Linked DNA regions of Homo sapiens: region 1 is linked to region 2. Evidence: chromatin loops called from intact Hi-C (ENCODE). Cell type or tissue: prostate gland. All regions are shown on one strand.

Region 1 (4,000 bases), 110 kb after region 2:
CGTGGTTTTCTTGATCTGGTCCCTACCCACCTCCCCTTGATTGAGTAGGTCTAGGATGGGGCACAATGATTTGTGTTTCTTTTTTTCTTTTTCTTTCCTTTTTTTGAGACAGAGTCTCACGCTGTCGCCCAGGCTGGAGTGCGGTGGCAGGATCTTGGCTCACTGTGAACTCCGCCTCCCGGGTTCACGCCATTCTCCTGCCTCAGCCTCCCGCGTAGCTGGGACTACAGGCGCCTGCCACCATGCCCCGCTAATTTTTTGTATTTTTAGTAGAGATGGGGTTTCACCGTGTTAGCCAGGATGGTCTCGATCTCCTGACCTCATGATCCGCCCGCCTCGGCCTCCCAAAGTGCTGGGATTACAGACGTGAACCACCGCGCCCTGCCAATAATTCATATTTCTAATGAGCTGTCTGATGATGCTGATGCCGCCGATCCGCTTTGTGAGTAGCATTGGTACAGTCCTTTTCCTTCAGAACATTTGTCTCCGTTTGTAATGATAGATCCCTTCCATTCCTTAATTAAGTGGTTCTCAAACATTAGTGTGCACCAGAATCCCCTGGAGGGCTCATTAAAACATAGGTCACTGGCTTCCACCTCCAGAATTTCTGATTCAGTAGGTTTAGAATAGGACTGAAGAATCTGCATTTCCAACAAGTTCCCAGGCGATGCTGATGCCACCTGTCTGTGGAGCACACTTTGATAACCACTGCCTTAGTGCAGGGTTTCTCAGCCTTGGCACTATTGGCATTTTGGGCCAGATCATTCTTTATTGTACAGGGGTTGTTCCGTGTATTGTAGGCTGTTCAGCAGCATCCTTGGCCTCTACCTATTAGATGTCAGTAGCAGCCCCTGCAGTTGTGACAAAAATGTCTCCAGATACTCCCAAATGTCCCCTGGAGGGCAAAATTGCCCCCTGGTTGAAAACCGCTGTCTTGGAGTGATTATCTGATTTCTAACCATCTCCTTGTTCAGTCTCTAAGTTTCACAAGAGCAGGACCTTGTTTTTGTATTCCCAGTACTTGGTATAGACACTCAACAGATATTTGTTCAACAAATGAATGAATCTAAGCCCAGCAGAGTTTGCGGCCCTTTCATTGTTTCTGCTGTAATCCCTTGCTTCTATCCTTTCTCTCATCACCAAAAAGCAAGAAAGAAATCTCCCTGCTGCCACTCTATTCTGGAACGAAAGGATAAACTTCCGGGCTTCTTTGGCCAGGAACATAGGGGCCGAACACATTCCCCAGTCTCAGGCCTTTGTTTAAGAGGGCTGGTCTGTCTAGAAGAATTATATCAATTGTCCCAGAGAGGGAAGAGAAAGCAGTTTTCTTTTTCTAGGATAAGATCAGGGGTGCGATGATGGATTCCCCACCCTGGACACACTCACCCCCCAACACTAGGAGAAGAGATGGATCCAGCCCCTGCCTCTGCAAGAGCTCCTGGGAGGTGGCAGGACTTCAGTGGGAGAGGTCTGTGTGGATGGATGTCTATGGAGGATAAAGTAGCAGTGAGGGTTCTGGCGACCAAACCTGGGGTCATTGAGCAGCTCCATGGCCCAGAGCAGCAGAACATATAGGTAGTGACTATGCTTCCAGTCTTCTTTCTGTTCTTTTGTAATATACACTGTGCTTCTGAAAGTGACATTCTGTCAATCATACTTTAAGCAAAAGAACAACGCAATAATGAGGATCTCATGAACTGTGGCAGGCTGGGAGAAAGAAGAGATTTTGTGTCAAGGTGCTGCTGCTCCCCAGTGTCAGCATGACATTGAGAGCTGCCTGTTATAGCCACAGCTTCGAGCAGCCCAGTCACAAAGACAGCGAGGCTGAGGATCTGGCAACCCTGGTAGACAGCAAGCAGGAGTCAGGAAGCTTGCAGAATTGGCATCACAGTCTGTTCTTGCCTGTGCATATCCTGCCTTCCCTCCTACTGCCACATATCTCTAAATTTGGGGTTGCTTCATGAGCTTGTGCAGTTCTAGCTAAGGCAGTTAGGAAATACATTGTTCCACCCCGGATTGTCTTGAACCACAAAGGCCTTACTCTATGGCCAGCCAGGTCTTCAAGTCAGGTTTTATGAATGCCGGAGGGTAGTGGAAGACTTGTTCATTCACCTGTGGGGAGATTAACAATCATTGCCCTTTCAGGGCTGTGAGAAGGAAATTCTTACAAGGGGCATAGTGAGGGCAGAACTTTCTGGCTCACTGAGAATCAGAGTGTAATTTTATGATGCTTTTCTGGACTAACGGACTCTTTGGTGATATGTAATAGAAGTTATTTGAGCTAGCTTGAGAGACAATAGGGAATTTATTGTACATATATTGGCAGCATTCACAGACCAGGAGCTGGATGTAGGAGGGTTTCAGAAAGGGAGGGACCCTAGAACAGAAAGCAATCTCTCATCTCTTATTCTCTTGCCCATTCTCCTGTCTCTCTCCTAGTCTGTCTGTCTGTCTCTCTGTCTCTCTCTCTTTCTCCCTTTCTGCAGAAAGGCTTTCTTTGCTTTCCCTACCCACATGGTAAACTATGTCCCTGCAAAGTTTCCAAGTTCACATGTGAAAGCTCCAGGCTTCTGCAGACACTAATCAACGTGCTCTCTGTTCCCATACAAAAACTCAGGGAAAGAGAATCTGATAGGGCCATGCACGGTGTCTCACGCCTGTAATCCCAGCACTTTGAGAGGCCAAGACAGGTGGATCACTTGAGGTCAGGAGTTTGAGACCAGCCTGGCCAACATGGCTGACTGTTTTAGTAGAAACCCTGTCTCTACTAAAAATACAAAAATTAGCCAGGCATGGTGGTGCGCCCGTAATCTCAGCTACTTGGGAGGCTGAGACAAGAGAATAGCTTGAACTTGGGAGGTGGAGGTTGCTGTGAGCCAAGATTGCACCACTGCACTCCAGCCTGAGTGACAGTGTGAGACTGTCTCAAAAAAAAAAAAAAGAGAGAGAGAAAGAGAGAATCTGATGGGTACAGCATGGGCCAGGTGCCCAACTTGGGTCCAGACGGCTATGGGTGGTACAAGCAAGTCTGCAAGGACCCATCCTAAAGAGGGGGCAGCTCCTAGATACATGCTGTCTTAGACTGGGTTCTCCCAGAAGAAGACCTTGAATCAGGATTTGAGTAGCAGGTTATTTGTGAGGAAAGTCACCCTCTTCATTCCCTTTGATTGCCTGCAAGGGTTCTCCATTTGCCAAATTCTTAAGCTGGAAGGCAGTGAAGCCCAGGGACACAGCAGGATGGAGAAGGGCACAAGTGAGTCTAAATGGGCACACAGAAAACATGAGTTGGGCCTTTCTCAAGAGAATCCTATTTTTTACATGCCCTAACAAAGATTTGAAAAATAAAATATTCCATTTGTTTAGTTGTAGCTAACTGTAGCATTGAGGCATGGCTAACTTCCCACTTCACAGTTATCATATTTGAGTTTTGAATAGTCTATTGACATGGCATGTATCACTGTTTCATACAACCTGGGGTCAGAAGTGTCAACAAGCCTGGTGCAGCTGTTCATGCCTGTAATCCCACCACTTTGGGAGGCCGAGGTGGGAGGATTGCTTGAGTCCAGAAGTTCAAGGCCAGCCTGGGCAACTCAGTGAAACCTATCTCTACAAAAAAGTTTTAAAATTAGCTAGGAATGGTGGTGCACATCTGTGGTCTCAGCTACTTAGGAGGCTGGAGGGGGAGGATCACTTAAGCCTGCAAGGTCGAGGATGAGATTGATCAAGTGAGCTGACTCAAGTGAGTGAGCTGAGATTGCACCACTGCACTCCAGCCTGGGCAACAGAGCGACACTGTCTCAAAAACAACAAGTGGGGGTGTGTTGCTGGGCATGGTGGCTCACACCTGTAATCCCAGAACTTTGGGAGGGCGAGGCAGGAGGATTGCTTGAGCTCAGGAGTTCGAGACCAGCCTGGACAACATGGTGAAAACCCGTCTCTACAAAAAAATACAAAAAAATTAGCCAGGTGTGGTGGTGCATACCTGTAGTTCCAGCTACTT
Region 2 (4,000 bases):
GTCCTAAGAGAAGAGATGTCTGTGAGCATGGACTTGGGAAGAAGCCTTGAGTTTGAGTCCTAGCAAGTCCTTTACTGGCTATGAGATCCTGGGCAAGTTACTTCACATCTCTGAATCTCCATGTCCTCATCTATAAGATGGGGTTAGTAACAGCTCCTACCTCATAGGGCTCTTGTAAGGATTAAATGATTTATTAGCAGGAAGCCCAGCACATGCTAAGTGCTCAATAAATAAAAGATACTTTATAATTAGTACCTTAGTAACAAGAATAGTACCCACAGCAGAGTTGTTAGAGTATTAAGGTACTTGTTCTTTAACGTCTGGGATTTTTCAAAGTGAATAGTGAATGCTTCTATTAATATATGTCTGGCTGGGCACGGTGGCTCATGCCTGTAAGCTCACCATTTTGGGAGGCCGAGGCAGGTGGATCACCTGAGGTCAGGAGTTTGAGACCAGCCTGGCCAACGTGGTGAAACCCCATCTCTACTAAAAATACAAAAAATATTAGCCAGGCATGGTGGCGTGCACCTGTAGTCCCAGCTACTCGGGAGGCTGAGGCACAAGAATCATTTGAACCCAGGAGGCGGAGGTTGCAGTGAACCGAGATCGCACTACTACACTCCAGCCTAGGCGACAGAGTGAGACTGTGTCTCAAAAAAAAAAAAATATATATATATATATATATATATATATATGTCTACTACACAGTGATAGATATTATATCAAAAGGAAACTCCAGACAAACAAGCATTTATTTGTAACTGTAACTGGAAGGAACATCAGCCTTACCAATAGCTACTGCCCCATCCTGGCATTAGAGTTGAAGGGATGAATCATAGTGAACATTACCCATCTCACAGCAGGAGGACTATGATTATACAGAGGTCCCTGGTGCACCCTCTGCAAAGTAAACATGATCCTAGTGTGGGCAGAAACAGCAGGTGCCTCAGTGTGTGGGAGTGTCAAACACAGAAGCCCAGGCTGGTAGAGCCCTCCAGCCATCCCCAAACACATCCCTCTAAGGGGGACCTGCACCAGGATGTGGGTGGGACTGAAATGACTCAACCTCCAGAGAGCCTGATGGTGGCAGTGGTTTTTGTAAGTTGATGACAGCTATTAATCAAGCAAAGAGCTTCAGGAAAAGTTTGAGTTAGTAAATACACTGAAGAAGAGAAACAGGCAGCATTAAAAATAAAACAAAAAATTGTGAAAATAGGCAGAGAAGATCTAGAGTTCACAGAATGACTGCTGGCTGAGTCAGAATCACAGCGCTGAATTAAACGGGCAAGACAAGAAGGAAACACCATGAGATCAGTTATAGGAGATCACTCTCAACACCCATGCCTCCCATTTACACTTGAATTTAAGGAGAGCAAAGCTTTGAGCCTTCTCTCCTGAAGCACATAACATTGGAGAACACAGAAAACTCAAAGAAACTGGAAAAAAGCCACAAAATCTAAAATTTGCGTGATACAACTTACGCAGAAAAGGAATATAGACAGAAGACAAGTGAAAACTGAGGCTAAGTGACAGAGAAAGATGGGTTTGGGATGCATTTGTGTTGGGAAATTTTCTAACATGAGTTATTAAGGGCTAGAAGTGAGGAATACATGGAATTGAATTTCCACCTTCGCGAGGATACCTCTAGTGTGGTCACAGAAATAGTTACTTATTTTTGACAAAAGAATATGGTAGACAAGATATTCTGAAAATCCTTCCTGTTACCAAACATCTAAAACTGTTGGATAAAATATTTTTGAAAAATCTTTTAAAATGTTTGACTGAGCTGGTAACAAAGCAAGGAAAGCCTGTACAGACCAAAAGCAAAATGAGAATAGAAGTTCTGAGAGGTCTGCAAACCCTGAGCTGGTGTCTAGACCTAGCATGTCAGCTTCAACGTCCACACAGGGTTCAGGACACAAAGCCTAGGGCCATGGCAAGGTGGGGGTGCTTAACAAGAAATCACCACATAAAGCTGAGAGCCCTGAAGTTACGCCACCAGAGAAAAAGTGAACTAGAGAACAAAATACGCCTTGTAAAAGGTTATAGTAAAACAAAACAAACAAAAACTTGTCTTGGCCTTGGCTCTGGGTAGAGAGAGAGAGAAAAAAAAGAAATATCTGCCCCAAGATTTAACCTGATAAAAGAAAATAAAAGGAAAAAAAAAAAAGAAAAAAACAATTGATCATGAGCCAGAACTCACATGTGTTTGTGCTCAAATTGAAACTATTTTTGTGGTCTAAAAACCTCTAAGCCAGCTATTTATTTTAATATGGTTCCAGACTGACATGCCCTCATATGTCTAGTGAAAGCAAGCGTAAACCTTAGAGGGATGTACTTTCAACCAAACACCAAAAGAAACCGTCCACACAGAGTTCCATTGAACATGAGCTCAAAATGCACAGGGAAAAAACAAATCTACCTTTACCGAGTGGGAGTAAGCAAAGTGAGCCAGCAAACAAGGCCCATGGTGGCTTCAGATATTGGCGTTAACACAATCAGGATATAAGGCAAATATGCTTAATATGTTAAAGAAATAAAATGGGAAGTTGAAAGTTTGAGTTAGGAACAAGAGACTACAAAAAATGAACAGGTAAATGAGAAAAATAAACAAAAAGCACAATGAGAAAATGTTAAATTACAGAAAAAGAAAAAATATAGTAATAGGTATTTATACCTCAGCAAATAGGTAAAACAAGACTAGAGTCCAGTGGAAAGATAATTAGAAAATAGAAATCAGAGTTGAAGATATTACTTACAATTTAGCATAGAGAGAGAGATAGAGAAAAAAATAAGAGATATGGAAGTCAAAGTGAGATGGTCCAACATGCATGTAATTGGAATTTCAGAAAGAGCTAACAGAGAGAACGAAGGAAAGGCAATGCACAATGAGACAACGAGTTAATGGGTGGGAATTTCTCAGAACTGATAAAGCACAAATCCTCAAATTTATTAATCACAATGTTCTGTAAACAAGAAGGCAATGAAACAAGACCTTCAAAGTTCCAAGAAAATAATTACCAACTTAGGGACGTGCAGGCAATGGTGAAGGAGTTAAGACATCAGTCTCTTAACTGGCCAGATCGACCAAAATAATAAATGTCATACCCAGATTGCCCTTATATCCAAAGCTCATTTTCTAAAAGTGCTTGAAATAGACAATATTCTTACCACTTAGGCTGATGTACAGAAATTTTATCTGAAGGTAGAGGAAGGAGCTACATACAATTTCAAGGTTTTCTATTCCTTTAGTGACACATCTATTTAATTCACCAAGGTAGTCCAGCTATCCTTGAAACAGTATTCCAATGCTAGACTCTGATCTCAAATCACACGTGATCATCTTAAAAGTATACAGTTCATCTCCACTCTATATTTTGTTTCTGAAAGTTTCATTCCATAATAAGCCAGTTATGCAAAATCATTCAACTTCAAAGTTGTTCTAGGTTGGTTTTATAAAAATTGTAAAGGCTATTAATGTTTTGTAGACAATGTTCTCTTTCTCCATAGTCAACTATTTCCATTTGCTTTTTAAGTAACTTTATCTTCCTAACTCAGCTCATGCGTGCTGCTCTAATAGCCTCTGCATTGCACTACTGAGTGTGCAGCCATTGGCCCACAGACAAAGATATCTATTCCAAACACTCTTTTGGAAAAAAGGGAAAATAATTATTTCTACTCTTTCATGATATTCACTCTTTGAAGAGATCATGAGAAAGAAGCTGTTTAAGCTTCAAGAAAGCAGTTAAATGTACTTTTAGTCAATAAATTATGCCAATCATAAGATAAACAGAGGCAGAAATTATGAGTCATGGAGTTATTACTGATAACATTTACTGCCTTATTAACATTTTAGAATTTTCTGTTATCTAAGGTTCTCCATAAATTTCATTTCACATATAAATGCATAAACCTAAAAAGGAATACAAATTTGAAGGATGCTATGAAGAAGAAAAAGAAATGAAAAATAACCTAATTATACTGGTCATTCTGGATGACT

What was found. A loop is a pair of places that touch in the nucleus more often than their neighbours do. Peaks named below come from ENCODE experiments on the same cell type or tissue, not always from the same donor. Only the 100,000 strongest peaks of a DNase experiment are listed, where the experiment ranks them.
Region 1: it touches region 2 in a loop (5-fold over the local background); 1 of 110 quality-filtered maps calls a loop at or near these places.

What each region holds. Positions count from the first base shown.
Region 1 is chr20:5,729,844-5,733,843 of GRCh38, reverse strand. No RefSeq gene overlaps it. Among named protein-coding and RNA genes, the nearest start is that of SHLD1, 19 kb to the left of the region's middle. In prostate gland, no CTCF peak of the experiment used is centred here; a DNase peak (open chromatin) is centred at 1,913; H3K27ac peaks cover 1,118 bases.
Region 2 is chr20:5,841,466-5,845,465 of GRCh38, reverse strand. The region is part of intron 2 of SHLD1 (shieldin complex subunit 1); the gene reads right to left. Among named protein-coding and RNA genes, the nearest start is that of CHGB, 68 kb to the left of the region's middle. RefSeq lists an enhancer at 1,080-1,149. In prostate gland, no CTCF peak of the experiment used is centred here; a DNase peak (open chromatin) is centred at 1,965; H3K27ac peaks cover 877 bases.